Linked DNA regions of Mus musculus: region 2 is linked to region 1. Evidence: chromatin loops called from intact Hi-C (ENCODE). Cell type or tissue: left cerebral cortex. All regions are shown on one strand.

What was found. A loop is a pair of places that touch in the nucleus more often than their neighbours do. Peaks named below come from ENCODE experiments on the same cell type or tissue, not always from the same donor. Only the 100,000 strongest peaks of a DNase experiment are listed, where the experiment ranks them.
Region 2: it touches region 1 in a loop (2.2-fold over the local background); 7 of 42 quality-filtered maps call a loop at or near these places.

Annotation. Positions count from the first base shown.
Region 1 is chr7:89,331,229-89,339,228 of GRCm38, forward strand. Tmem135 (transmembrane protein 135) reads right to left here and starts at 7,559. Exons shown (of 15, transcript NM_028343.5): 1 at 7,220-7,559. The coding sequence starts at 7,360. In left cerebral cortex, no CTCF peak of the experiment used is centred here; DNase peaks (open chromatin) are centred at 4,648, 6,723 and 7,589; H3K4me3 peaks cover 2,472 bases; H3K27ac peaks cover 1,158 bases.
Region 2 is chr7:89,175,697-89,183,696 of GRCm38, forward strand. The region is part of intron 6 of Tmem135 (transmembrane protein 135); the gene reads right to left. Among named protein-coding and RNA genes, the nearest start is that of Tmem135, 160 kb to the right of the region's middle. In left cerebral cortex, a CTCF peak has its summit at 3,830 (motif pointing right); DNase peaks (open chromatin) are centred at 3,088, 5,501 and 5,778; H3K27ac peaks cover 732 bases.

The DNA of each region.
Region 1 (8,000 bases):
CACAAAACTTACAAGAAATGCAGGAATAAAGATGGAGCAGAGATTGAGGGAATGGCCAACCAATGACTGCCCCAACTTGAGACATTCCATGGGAAAGAACCAATCCCTGACACTTTTAGTGATATTCTGCTATGCTTGCAGACAGGAAACTAGCATAACTGTCCTCTGAGGGGCTTCATGCAGCAGCTGATGAAAACAGATGCAGAGACTCACAGGCAAACATTAGGCAGGGCTGGGGACTCTTACAGAAGAGTTGGGGGAAGGAATGAGGAAGCAGGAGGGGTCAAGGACACCACAAGAAGACCTACAGAGTAAACTAACCTGGGCCCATGGGGGCTCACAGAAACTGAACCACAAACCAGAGTATGCACATGCTGGACCTAGTGCCCCCCACACACATATTTATAGCAGATGTGCAGCTTGTTCTTCATGTGGGCTCCCTAACAATAGGAGTGGGAGCTGTCTCTGGCTCTGCAGCCTACCTTTGGATCCCTTTCCTATAGCTGGGCGGCTCTGTCTGGCCTCAGTGGGAGAGGATGTCCTTAGTCCTGCTGTGACTTGATATACCTGGGTGGGTGGGTGGGTACTCATGGGGGTGGGGCTCCCTTTCTCTGAGGAAAAGGGGAGAGAAAGTAAGGGGAGGGAGTTTAAGGGTGTGGCTGGGAGGAGAGGAAGGAGGGAAGCTAGGATCAGGCTGTAAAGTGAATATATAAACAAATTAATAGAGAAATAAAAAAAAAAAAAGCTGAATTGCATTTGGGTCCCAAGTACAAGAACCCACCACAAATGTGAGATCCTGAATTTAAGTTCTATACTCTAGGACAGTGGTTCTCAACCTTCCTAATTCTATGATGCTTTAATGCAGTTCCTCATGCTGCGATGACCCCCTCCCACCCATAAAAGTATTTCATTGCTACTTCATAAGTGTAATTTTGCTACTTTTATGAATCATAATGTGAATATCTAATATGCAGGATATCTGATATGTGACGCTCCCCTCAAAGGGGTGATGACCCACAGGATGAGAATTACTGCTCTAGGTTGAGACACTGCCTGGGGAGACAGGTACAGAAAACAAGAAGTCCAGATGCTGACCAGACAAAAAGCGTTGACATGGACAGGACTGACCTAAGTGGTTGAAAATGTACCACTTAGAGGAAATCAGCCTCATGTTTAGAACCTGGAGCAAAGTTCCTCAGCTGAGAGTTACTCTAGAATATAAGAGCTCAGAACCTGAGGTCTGGTAGCCTGTCAACCTCTGGTTCAGACTAACTGCTGTGTAACACCAGTGGCTAGCACACACTTCTCCAAACAGGCTCACACCAACTTAAGTCTTATTAATAGTTAAGACCTTACAAGTTCATCTGGCACAACCCTGTCCCTTACCACACTCAGCAGTCCTCAACACTTAAGACTGACCTGGAAGGAGCCCTCTCTAATATACATGCCATCTTTTCTTGGTCCTGTATATACCTTTCTTTTTTCAATATAATGTTGCAATGCCTTTTAAGACATTTTATGCTTTTTTTTTTTACCTTATTGCTGTGTTATTTTTTTTTTAATTTTTTATTAGGTGCTGTGTTATTTTTCATAAAACTGTAAGACTATATTCACATATTTTTAATTACTGGACATTTTTTCTTTCTTCTCTTCTTTGAGGGGGCTGTTTCGCCTCTTTTCTAGTATGCATTTAGTAGTATTTTGAATTCTGACTTATCCTTATTTGAGGTGTTTTATTGTTGTGATTAAACATAAAGAAAATAGACTAAGCTAACAGCATACAGAATGTTCCCTGGGGCACACTTCCCAAATCTAGGGAAACAATACATAAGAAAACACAACCAGAACCGTAAATACACATGACAAGAGATGAACCCCTCCATAATATATTATAATCACAGGGCAAAAGCAAAAGAAACACCATTGGAGTTGTAAGAAAAGAACACCAGCTCACTCACAAATGCATGCTCATTAGAGTAACATCAAATCCCCCATTAGCAACTGTAAAACCAGGAAGCATAGATCAATACATTTCAAACCCTGCAGTGAAATAACCACCAACAAAGCTACTATGTTAAATTAACAAGGTAACGGAGATAAATTTCATGAAAGCAGGAAAGAACTTTTATGTGAACTGCAGAGAAGACTACATTTCTGTAGATATATTCAAAGTTCTTTTTGTCAATGGTATTTATTATATATTTAATATATTAATGTAAATATATAATAAAACATATTAAATATAATATATATATATATATATATATCTTTTACTATAAAATAGCAAACCCACAATACCAGGATGAGAAAGAAACAAACAAATCATTCAACCAATCACAAAAGCAACCAACAAAAATATATGGGTCAATAAAACTCTTCCAATAATAACTATAAATATAAATCACTTCAACTCCCCAGTAAAGAGATATAGACCAGTTGACAGAGTTAAAAACTATATCATGTCAGGTAATCTGTTGGGAAAAGCATTCCCCACTTATACACCCATAGCCTAAGGGTCAAGATATGAATCAGTCTACAATGAGAATGGAAACCAAAACCAAGTTGGTGTAGCTATTCTGACACTGGATAAACTAGTCTTCAAGCCACCATTAATCAGTAGAGACAAAGGCCATGACATATTGATAAAGTAAACAATTCATCAAGACATAAAATTGTAAAGACATATGTGTTGAATGTTGGATGCTGGAATTCACATCTTAATAATAATATAGTAATAATCATAAATATCAACAAATAAATAAATAAAATCATAAAAATATCATTATTATTAATATTAAAGGGCTTCAAAGTCAAGTGTGTACTGATACAAGAGTACTAGGCAACTTGAGTAACCCAGTCTTCTCTGGGTATATTATTGAAGCTAAAAATGAACACAGAAATTGCAAAGTTAAACTAAACCATTGATCAAAAAAATGTTAGGATACATATACAGAAATATGTCCTTCTCTCTAGCCCATGGTTACAAATAGAAAATGAGAAAGTCAAGTAACCAGCATTTGCAGCAACATAATCCTACTCCTAACACACTAAAAACTCAACCCATTTCTGTGAATGTTAACAAAAAAGAAAAAAATTAAAGATGAGGAATAAAAACAATAAAATATTGTTAAACAATACCACCCTTTGGAGGCAGGTTGTTTCAATAAAATGCATGATTGATTTGGTGAAAGGAAAAACAAATAAGGAGTCATTATCACTTATGAGTGTGTATATTTGAAGTCACCCATACACATAGCCACAGACCCAAGTTTCATTTACAGCTATGCTGAATCTCATCTTTCCAAGTTTGGTCTCTCTTTAGGGACTCCATACTTCCTAAGATAAGATCACACGTGTCAATATATTTACATAGAGAATAATGGTTCATATTAACAGCCATTCTTGGAGACTTAATGCTAGAGGTTTAAATGACCCCAGGATTGCCGAGTGAAAGGATTTAACGTAATCAAGTTCTCATGGGAGGGGGAGGAACTTTGTGTGATTAGAACTATATGAATTGATTTGCTATAACTTTCTGAAATGTATCTTTCTCTTTATCAAAAAGTGGACTGTAATGTATCAAAAGATGGCCTAGTCGGCCATCACTGGAAAGAGAGGCCCATTGGACACGCAAACTTTATATGCCCCAGTACAGGGGAACGCCAGGGCCAAAAGGGGGGAGTGGGTGGGTAGGGGAGTGGGGGTGGGTGGGTATGGGGGACTTATGGTATAGCATTGGAAATGTAAATGAGCTAAATACCTAATAAAAAATGGAAAAAAAAAGTGGACTGTATTAGCCACTGAATCATATTTGGCATTTTATATTCCTTTTATACTCGAATTATAAACTCTTCATCAGAATAAAAAATGAGGTGTCTACATTTCAAACCTGTTTTAAGCGGAAGGTAAATTCTAAGATGAAAAGAAGCCTGAAGGCAAATGCAGAGAACAAGAGAGTCCTGTGAGGAAAGCACAAGAGACAAAGACTGTCAGGCCCATTTCACAGGTTCCACAATACACTTCCTCATCAAGTCTTCCAGGCAAGCCACCTGCCCTTCAGATGTCTCCATTTCTATCACTGAAGACACCAGTTTCCCCCTGACTTATACTCCTATAAACATCAGCAGGTCCCCATGCTGTCCCCACATCCTCCATCCTCCTGTCCTGTTGAGTCTTCCAATGAGAATAATGCCTCTAAAACTGCCCTTTCATTTTCTCTGGCAGATGCCAAATACCACCCTGCTCCTGTACTACTCCAGCCTATCCACTCATACCTGAACTCATTCACAACTTCCCCATATGACTGGTTCTGAATAAAAGCTGCCTGCTCTAACAGGATTTCAATAGCAACTCCACCACATTGGGGGCTTATTATGTCACTTGCTATTCCTACACACTGCCACCCCACTCCAAGTCCAAACAACAGCCCTAGAACATGGGAAATTATCTTCTAGCACCTTAGAAACAGAGATTTTTCCTTTGCTCACGCTGCAAGTGATGCACAGGTGGGATTCCATGTGAGCTAAACCTCTCTCAACCACGAGGTAAAGCAACTACATCAACTCCTAAGTGGCCTTCCAACTCCAACTAGAGTGAGCGATGCAGGGTTCCTTGTCTTTAGGCAGCATGTGTTCCTTTAACCACCATAAGCTTATCCTTTTTTTTCTTACTACCCGAAGCAAGATTAATGGCTCTAATTTTTTGTTTTCTTATGCATGAAGTGAGGATAATCTGCAGATGGAGTCGCAGCTCTAGAGGATAAACGTGTGAAGAAGCAAACACAGAATGTTCAAGAGGAATTATAGTTCCCAACTACATTCAAGTCTTTGGATTTATACAATGTACAGGCTCTTGGTTTTACAAACTCTTGGATTTCTCCCTGGGGTCACAGTATTATCCCCCTCTACGGATACACACTCCACACATCTACACCATGAATAAATGCCCAAGCTTATTTTCAAAGTCAAAATGAAATTCCACTAACTCGGACTACAGTCAACTTCACTCCTGAGTGGCACTGGAGGAGAAAGGAAAGACAAAAAAAAAAAAAAAAATACATATTGTAGACACATTCTGACCTAGGGCTATAGTTCAGTTGGTAGACTGCCTACCTAGCATGCATAAGCCTCTGCATTTGATAGGAGAGCTGTATAAACCATGCATGATGGTGCATATCTGCAACCCAGGACTGGGAGGTCACCAGTGAATTAATTATCTTACCACATTTACACATACATACACACACACACACACACACACACACACACACACACACCAGGGCCAAAGTCAAATTCTACTGCTTAGCCTTGGTACCTGAAATAAGCTAAAATTTTCTAATCTCTACTTTACTTAAAATAAAATACAAGTCAGTTCTCACTAACCGCTTCACAGCCACTGATAAGCAGCAACATAAGATAGGAAATTTGTTCTCAAGTAGTATTTAATCTAGTTGAAAATGTAATAGTGACACAAGTCCTTTCTTGATCCCCACCAACCCTATCTTGTTAGAGTAGGAGAATCTCTGCTCCAGTTGCTTCCCTGAATTCCCCTAACACTGAATAGAATCAGTATATTGTTTATGCTGTAGATATAATACCAGGCATTCCACAAATATGTGTCGAATGAATGAACGAATGATGCTATAGATTTCAGGAGAAATTAAATTATAAACACTTCAACTAGTTCCTAATCCTTGAGGTTAAGAGTAATTTTTGAACAAATTACCTGGAATAGTTCTGCTTGCCTTTGTTTTGTGAGGGGTAGGAGATGGAGGAACAAGACAAGGATTCAGAACACAGGACCTTGAACATGCCACTAAGTTAAGTCCCCAGACTAGAAGAGTCTTCTTGTACGGCTGTTTAAGAGTCCAATGTATTTATAAGTGTTTACAGAAATCTGGGGCAGAGTTCAACAGCAGGACTCTTATCTTGAAAGTACAAGACAACAGGTTAGAATCCCAGCAACACCAAAATAATAATAACATAGTAACAAATATAAAACAATGGCTGGCCAGCATTCATATAGAAAAGCCAGTAACAACAGTCTTTAGGGAATGTATGTATATAGATACAGATAAACGTCTATATTGGTCAATGCTCTAGATCTTCACTTAACAAGGCTGGTATTCCCCAGTGTCTACACTACGTTAGATTTTATCAGAAATGTACTCTCTAGCCCCCACCAAGACCTACTGAATCAGAAATCCCATTCTAACATGATCCCTGGGGTTTCCTTAAAATACATTAAAGTGGGGAAGCACCAGTTTACATCATGAAAAGGGAACTTGGCTTCTGCAACCTCTCAGGGAGTCACTGTCTTTTCCTGTGTTCTGTCTATAATTACAAATTAGACTTCTCCATTAAGTTACAAACATAATCATACTGTCAAAGATGTCATCAGCCCAAATTACTACCTCAATGAGAAATAAGAATGGATCACTCATTGAGTATTGAACGAACTTTTAGGAAACATACAAAACATACAAAAATGATGTCTACCTTCTCAGCATACAGACAAATGGGAAAATGACAATGAACTTCAGTAGCCAAATAGCACATCTTCAGTGCCAGGATGTGGGAATTTTCTCCCACACAGTGGCACTCACTAGGAGAAGATATCTTTATCAGTTCTCGATGTTACTGGTAGGTTTCCAGATACTCTCTCTAAGCTTCCCTACTTGTAAATCTGTATAAGAAAATGACCTCAGCAACACGCCACTAAAACACCTTCAACGAAATCACCGCACAAAATCTCAAACCAGGAATCTACTCTGGGAACTTACGAAAGAACAAACCGTCAAGTGGCATCTCTGTCATCTCAAACAAGGACAAAATCTGTGACTAAGCAGGCTTGGGGTGGGGGTGGGGGGGTGTACAGAACACCCTTTTTCATATGAAAATGGGGCCGGAGAGTGGTAAAGTGGGCTGAGGGGACACTGTGTGCATGCATTGACTAAATATATACACAGCTCCAACATCTCTCCATCACAGAGTCTCTGAATCCAGGTTCTCAGAGCGATCAAGTGTAAGGCACTTGACCCTACCTGTCCAGAGCACATCCCCATCCTAGCAACAGGTGTCCAGTGACAGTTCACCATCGGGGTCCCCTCCCCCTCCTTCCGCCTAGGACTCCCCCCAGGCCTCTCACCACCCCTAAAGCTGACCTAGAAGCAACGAGCCCCGGGAGGCCCTGCACCTGCACCAGCGCCAGCCCTGCTCACCAGGTACAGGGGTGCGTAGATCCTGAGGGACTCCTCCAGGGCGCCCCAAGTGATCTGCAGGAAGGAGACCCTGCAGGAGGGGTGCCAAGTGTGGCCGATCTCGTAGCAGTTATGAGGGATGGACTTGCTGAGGGCCGCCATGACGAGTGGCGGTGGCAGCTGCGCGTGGTCAGGGGAACGCAGGGTTCGGCAGGGGCGGCAGACACGCAAGGGCGAGGCGGGCGCCGCGCGGGCCTCGGCGTGCGGGGTGCGAAAAGGTCACGGGAGCAGGTTACTCAAGGCCGGAGTCCTCGGATGTTGGCCGTCCGCGTATGGCAGCGCGAGGGGGCGGGGCGCGCACGACGGAGGCGGGGAGGGGAGGCGCATGCGCGCTCCCGCGGATGGGCGGGCTCCGGACGGGCAAAGGAAGCGAGCACCTTCACCCTCCGAATAGGAGCACGACTCAGAGAAGCACAACCGGGAGCGTGATGGTGGATCCCGCCTGGGTCGGGCTATATAGCTCAGCCCTTGTCCTGTCAAAGCCTGGCCAAAAAGAGCAGAGGGTAGTGGAACAAAAGGATTCTGTGTCTTTGCTGGGAGATGGAGGCACTTGCACCACTGTTGTCCCTCGTCCCATTGGTTCACCTAAGACTATCTGCGGTTGCAACACAACCTTCAACATTCTTGCTACTTGCTCAACCTCCTAAGCTCTATTGTGCCTGTGAAGTCTTGAAAATACTAATTTAGATGTGTTTAAATGCATGCTATATGGAAAGAGACAGTAGAGAGACCTGCCAGCCCC
Region 2 (8,000 bases), 160 kb before region 1:
ACATTTAACCTGGTGCACGACCCTATAAAGTGGGAAAAGCTGTTGATTTTTACACAATGTCAACTCAGTACTGTAAATTGAGGCTTTTCCAAAGTTGACAGCACAGCAAGTTTTTCCAACTTCAAATTATATACATTCACATGTATATTACATTTTTATAAAATAGCCAATGATTATAGTCTGCTAAGGCTAGAGCTGTGTATCAGGCCAAAAACTAGATTAAAACAATTTTTACTTAGTTGGTTTTGTTTGTTTCCAGTACGGGGATCTGAACCTACGTTCTTACACTCCTCACACATGCCTAGAGGGTACTCACCACTGAGCTACATGACCAGGCTCCTTTTAAAATACTGTTTTAGTCACATTCGTTCCAAGTTAACCAGGCAGGACTTGTCCTTATGAGCTTACTACCTCCGTCCGCGAGGTTAAGTGAGGTCACAATGCCCATACCACCAAGACTGGATGAGCAAAGCCATTTGCATTCATAAAGCTATCCATAACAAAATAAAACTCATTCTCACTGCAAACAAAACAACCACTCTTCCTAACCTGCCTCAGTTAGAAGTGGAGACACGAGAGGCCAACTACATCTGAAGGGACCATGCATGTGTCACTCAACACAGCTAAGCTATCAGATGTTCCATAGGCGACAGGAGTTCATCACTTATAATTCCAATTGTAAGAAAGGAGAGCCAGCTGTTGCTACTTGGTTTTCCTCATTGGAGGCTTGGACTTCAACCCTCAGAATAGTGTTAGGGTTACCCCGACTTTCTGTAGAAAGGATGGAATTGCCTCTAGCTGTGTAGACTGACATGTGGCCTAGGGACAACGCCGAGAGGCTTACTTCACTGATCCTTCTGGTCAATATTCATCTACCATTTTAGACTTGTGGTTAGACCCCAAACAACTCATTTTTAATTCCCTTTCCCGACCTTACTACAGGAACTTAAAAGATAAATTTGTTTCTGAGCCTTGGATTTTCCAAGTGAAAATATATATACATATATATAAATAAAGAGTGTGGATTGAATGGTCTTTAAGATTCTTCATAACTTGGAGCTAGCGAGATGGCTCAGCAGGGGCATCTGATGCCAAGCATGATGCCCTGAGTTGAATCTCTAGTACCCATGATAGAAATACAATAGATATGCCCTCTACACATGGTAACACACACATGCACACATATACATAGTCTAAATACATAAATGGAAAATGAAAAGCTTCACAATTTAAAATTCCTGCAAAGTCATGCAAAATAGCTGCAAATTCATGATTCACTCAAACTTGATATGGTCCCAATTTTATTTTAAGCCTTACATTAAGTCACTATTATTGAATATATACTATATTTGTATATGAAAGGTTGAAATATTTAATTTAAAAGAGCACTGAAGATATCTCCTTATATATTCTATGTAGGATGCTGCACTCTGCCAGTCTCTCCAACATAAAGGCACTAAATACTAGTGAGGGAACTAAATACTCAAATATTTAAATTCAAGGAGCTTACCTAGCTCCAGAGTCATTGATATCATTTCCGTGTGTGGATTATCATTTCTGAGTTAAGTATAGTGACTATGAAGGGGGAACTGCACTCAGCATTTGCTAAAAAGGCGAGTTTTAGAAAAATGCTCTCACTTTCCTAGCTTCAAAAGAGAAAGATATACATACAATGTCATTTTAAGAAAATCATACTATCCAACAATTAACAAGTAAATAGAATAGAACATTAAGAAGCCTACTCCCCCCAAAAATGATTTAAAACATTTTTAGGTGCTAATAAAACTTAGGGTGTAGTTATGCTTGGCATAGGACACATGCTGGATTCCATCCCCACCCTCGCAGCAGCAGCAGCAGCTACCTGGATTGTGTTTGTGTCTCCACACTTGCTTCCATGTGCATGTATACATGTACACCATTCGGGTTCATCTATTTTCCTCCTTTAAGATGGATAAAGCTGAGCTATGAGGACTTTGTAAGAGTTCCAAGTATATCTATTTCCTTCTTCTAAAACCATCTCAACACAATTTCACCATTTTCTACTACATATATACTTCAAAATAGAGTAAAGAAAAAAGCAACTACTTTATTTCAAACTGCCCTTGTTGCATGACGAGGGACCTCTGTGGGGCACAGGGAAAGTGAAGTGAGGTGAAAACTTTAAGACCCAGAGGAGCTTAGGTTCTTCTACTCTGAGACTCTACCATGGTGAAAACTCCATTGCTTTCCAATACATCTGCATGGGGACTGTTTCTGAGCTTTTAGTATCCTGTCAGACACAAATCCAATCTTATGAGTGATGTGTTCTCACAGTCTGGGCAACAGTGCCTCAGAGCTCCACATTCTTACAGTCAAAGGCCTGGGTTCACCCACCAGCCAAGTGTCTGATAGACAGGCTCTGGACTCAAGCCTGTACTGGTTGCTAGTCTTAAGTGCAGGAACTTACTTTTGACTGTGAGCCACACCTTATTCTACTTGTACATTTGTAGAAATGGGGAAGTCATGCTTCAGAGGCCAGAGCCCAGGAGGCAGAAAGGAGAATCAAGTGAAGCCAGAAAGGGCCCCACTGAGCTCACCAGACAATGATGATTCCAGTCTTTGAAATACAAATGTTCAATGTAATAATATTCATGTACCTGTTTCCAAGGAGATAAATGGTAGGGTCCTGAACACAGATACTAAGATTTCTTAAATAGTATTTCACTACAAACAAGGAATCATTTTATTTAGCCTAGAAACACAACAGATACCTCTTAGAATTCTCTAAATGGAGGAGGCTTCATCAGAATCTAACATAAACATCTCCAGCCTTCTGTAATGAAGGGACATGGAACTGAAAATACAGCATGCGAGTTCAAGATTCTACACTTGGGTTCATACGGAATTCCGCCACAGAGCCTTTGTGCTTTAGAGCACAAGGCTATTATACTCAGTATATTTTGGTTCTTGTTACAAAACAAAAAGTATGAAGGTGGGAACAGCTTGGCACAGTGTGAGAAGGGAGAACGTCACAGCAGCCCACTGTGAAGAAATATGCTGAGCCATGTCACCAGGGAAGACAGCCTTGAGGGAGAAGCAGGCCAAAACTGCTCTACACCACATTTGGGAGGATATGACAAATAGGGTTGGATTTATTCCTGAAAGTTGTGGCATAACTCACAGATTTATAATGAAGCAGCTGGCAGAGTAGCCTGTGTTGGCCCTAAGGGGATGTGGGAAGCAAACCAGGAGTTGGGAAGGGTTTCATTTCAGAGTTGCGAAGCTTTCAGAGTTGCAAGTCCTGCTGGCATTTCTACCTCAGGAAGTAAAACTCAGCCACCTTCTCAACTAAGACTGGTCTGAAAGCCTTGCTTTCAACAGCCAAAAGATCCAAAGCAGATACTTCATGTCTGATATCCATATTTAAAGCTCTGATTTCATTTATTTTATTCAAACCATCTCTCTCTACATAATTAGTGCAAAACTCAAATGTCCAATGTACAGAGTTTATCAAACAATGCCAGAGAAGGTAAAACAGTAAGAAGAAACCAAACAAAACAAAAGAAAATTATTGATAATGCCTATTACCTTTGAGGCCTTTAACTTTATTTATTTTGTGCAAATATATGTGTGTCTGCACATATGTGCATGAATTCTCGGGTGCCCGATGCAGGGATAGAGCTACTCCTCTGCAAGGGCAGCCAGTCCTCTGCACCACTGAGCCATCTCTCCAGCCCCATAGCTCAGAGCTCATAACTGCTAGCCCATCCTTCTAGCCACCTAGGTTTAGTTTAGGTTTGTTGTTGTTTTTAAGATTGATTGATTGATTGATTTAATGCATTTTTAATGGATTTTTATCTGCATGTACATTTGCACACCAGAAGAGGGAGCTGGATGCTATAAGACTACAGTTATAGACAGTTGTGAGCCTCCCTGTGGGGGCTGGGAATTGAACTCAGGCCTTCTGGAAGAGCAGCCAATCCTCTTTACTGCTGAGACATCTCTCCAGCCCCGCTAGTTTTCGTTTTACAGTAGCTGGAGGAGGAGTCTTGCTGCACTGTAGAGCCTGGTCTCTGATGCACGAGTTGAAGCCAGTTACTCAGCTTCCATAGAGTGCAGTGAGCAGTGGCTCTCAAGCTTTTCAGTGCCGTGAACCTTTAATACAGGTCCTCCTGTTGTGCTGACCCCCAGCCATAGAAGTATTTCTGCTGCTACTTCATAACTGTAATTTTGCTATTGCTGTGCGTCACAATGAAAATATTGTTGGAGATACAAGTTTGCTGAAGAGGGCTCAACCCACAGGTTGAAAACCACTACTCTAGAGGATGGTTTCAAGAAGGAAATACAGTGAGGTTGTCTGTAAATCATTGGTCAAGATCATAGCCTAGAATATGGTAGATATTCATTTAGTACATTTTAAGGTACTTTTTTCTTTTTCCTTAGAACGTCTTTCCTGACATTTGTAGCATTTTCTTCTCTTGGTATTCAAGTGTTTTATTATTTTCTTAGTCAATAATTACAGTTTAAAAAAATTAGTTGCAGGTCCAAGCAATGACTTATGCTCAGTGAAACAGCCCTTAACAATGCTAGATAGTTACAGCATTTAAAATGAACCACAACTCAAATTCTGGCTTTTCATCTTTCCCTTGACTACTGATAAGACAGTACATGAGGCTCCTTTGATGCTGAGTAAGGCCAGTGAGCCCTATTTCCCAGTGAGCTTTGGAGTCGCAATGGGAACCATGATGAGTGTGTACTATGCTACAACATGGCAGAGGTTGGATGGACTGCCTTTTTTACTTACATATTTTCACAGTGGGCTTATCAAAGCACAATTCCATCATAAGTCAGAGCATCTGAATAAGAGGTTTGTTCTATTATTTTATAACCACATCATTAAAGGGGGTAATCAGTAGTCAAAACAAAAATATCAATGGAGAAGAGATGGACCTGAAATTATAACAAACAAACAAAAGCAGCAGAAAGTACAGTACTCCTGAAGTCAAGTGTTATCAAGAATTACAAAAAGATCTTTGAACAAAATCAGATGAAAGGACTGTGGGTAAAATGGAAAATAGAAGCTCCCTTGGTCCAAGAAATAAATGAGAGGTCAGCTCAAGAAGCCATAATCATAAGCGATGACAGCTAAAACCAAAGAACTGCCCAAAGAAGCACTCAGGAGATTCCCCCACTGACTCTGACACAAAGCTGCTGAGGAAGCAGGGACTACCAAGAAGACAGATACGTCCTCCTACCCCAACACCAGTGTCAAAGAAAGGAAGGCTGGGGAAATGCAGCCAAAGGCTGAATTGGGCACAAAGACAAGGAATAACAAGGGGTGTGAGGAGGGAGACTGAACTGTGATCCACAAACAAGAAACTAAGATTTTCTGTGGGTACCTTGGAAGAAACGCTTTAATCTAAGAAAGAAGTGCCTTGCAACTATCTGGGCAAGAAAATGGGGGTGGGAGGTAGGGTAGTGACTAAGAAACAGCTGCTGAACTCACGACAAGTGAGAATGCGTCTGATTTGCAACTACACAGACAATACTAAAGTGGACAGAGAGAGGGCCAGAACCCTGGTAAAATGAACACTTCCAGCTGAAATGGTTGGTACACAATAGCACAGACATGACCACATAAGAACCTCAGACACTGAAAGCCAACTGGTGGAAGGCTGGCCATCCACTACATACAGAATAATGGCTGGGCATTTCCTCAAAGCATCAATCTATGCTGAAGGCTGGGAAAACCCAAGGAAAAGCTGAGACCCGCTGACAGCTGAGTAGAAACTCAATCCACAAGGTAACTGGTTCAAACACCAGGATAATGTATGCCAGCAAATCTGGTTTAACAGGTTTGAACTGGAGCCACAACTGCTCTCCCCTCCCCCACCAGTTCAGTTTGCTAAATGAATCACTGTGAGAGGATGCTGACTGATGCTGTAATTTCTAAAAAGAAAAAAATCTATTTTACATTTTACTGTCTTTTAAATAAAAAAAATACACTCTTGCAAAAATTTTCTTAATTATTTTGCTTCTTTATTTACTGGTTAATTAGGTTTTATGACTTTCTGTAAGGTTTTGGACCTCTTACGGACTATCCCATTATTCCACACACAACCCATACACTTTTTAATTCCTATCTCATTTCCACTCTCTCCCCTATTCTGTCTTCTTCTTAGCTACAACTCTCCACAACTTTAATAATGTTGATACTCTGTTAATGGGAACACCAACCACTCCAGCTTTACCCATTCATCTACTGTCTCCTCATTCCTTTCTCAACAGATACTAATCTATAGCTATAGACGCCCATTCCTAATCTCCTCAACCAGTTATATGAGTCCACACTGTGCCTTCACCCAACAGTTAGTGGTGTTAAAGGGTTGAGTCTGTAACTGACTATTATGGTCTTTGCAGACTGGGCTTGTCCAGCTGTAGTTGCTGCTTCTGCAATTAATAGTCTACAGTGGATTTTACCAAATGTCCTTCCTAAAAGATTGTGAGCTGGAAGTTTAGCTACTGAACTAAACCCCAATCAGTCCATGGGGACAGAACAACTCAATCCTTTACAATCTGACACTGCAAATGTCTCAACTAAAAGAATGGAGCTAACACAAAACAAAACAAAACAAAACAAAACAAAACAAAACAAAACAAAACACCCCTTCACTCACTGAGCTAATCCCAGATGTACAAGTTCCAGTACAGAAATGTAAGAAGTATGAGAAAGTGGAAACAGTATCACCTCTATGGATTAGATTGCAGTGGCAGTGACTTGGATGAAAGCCCACATAGAGAATTAAAATGAGTACTCATAAGAAGATTCAGTAAAGACAAAGGGAACACAAACCCCTGAATGATTCAAAGAGAACACAAACAAATCTGAATGAATAGTAAAGTCAGTTCAGGGCATGAAGAGGAAACTCAATAGAAATGTTGAAGAAAACAGAACTAATAAAAGTTTGAAAAATAAAAATAAAATCTAAAATTTTGTAAACAAGGATAAAGGAAAATGAAGCTTCACACTAGACCTCAAATTTTACAAATATGTGTGCATACACACACACACACATATACACACATATGTAGCTTCACACTAGACCTCAAATTTTACAATAATATGTGCATATATATATATGTATATATATATGTATGTATGTACACACACATACACACACACACACACACACACACACACATATCAAAACTGCCTTGAAGGCAAGTATAACTCCAGTGTTTTCCAACTATATTAAACATCTGTCCTTCGAGAAAAGCCCAGCAGTGTTATCATTACTGAGCTGCAAATAAGCCCCTTTGCTTGCAGAAATAATCTGCTCGACAGAATTTTACTAGCTGGGGTAAGGAACGAGGGTGGGGAAGGTGAAATCATTGCCCTTTGCAGACAGAAAACTTTCTACTTGGAACAGAGATAGATCTGACTCATCTAGAGCATATGGACTTTAAGATCCGTAACTGTAAACAGTAGGGTCCAGGCCTGGGTGGTCTGTGTTATGTCCAACAATATATAAATTGGCTTATCCTCAAAGTATATATTTCCATTTTATTATTCTGAGTCATGAAAATATTCAGTCTGTTAAAAAACAGAACCATTTTCAATCCAATCTTTCATCAAAAGGTCCACGTTTTCAATTCACAGTTGAGGACTCTTCTACTCATTAAATTCATGAAAAGATAAATGTCTTTACTGGCATCTTACAGAACATCTAAATAAACTGAAGGTACCCAGTGGGAAATAAACTGAGTGTTATGACTGTCTCTGTTAGTTTCTGCACACTGGCTAATAACAAGCCTAATGGATGAGACGGAAGGAGGAATGCCATGGTGTCACTTTTTCTCTCTGAGGATTTGGAACAGGATAGAAGCCATCTAATCCTTCTTCTAGATTGACTATGCCTCTCGGTTTCTTTAAATACTATGTCACAATGGCCACTGATGTTTAAATGTGTCTGAAAGAATATTTATCGATCTTATCAAAGATACCAATTATTTTCTGGAGG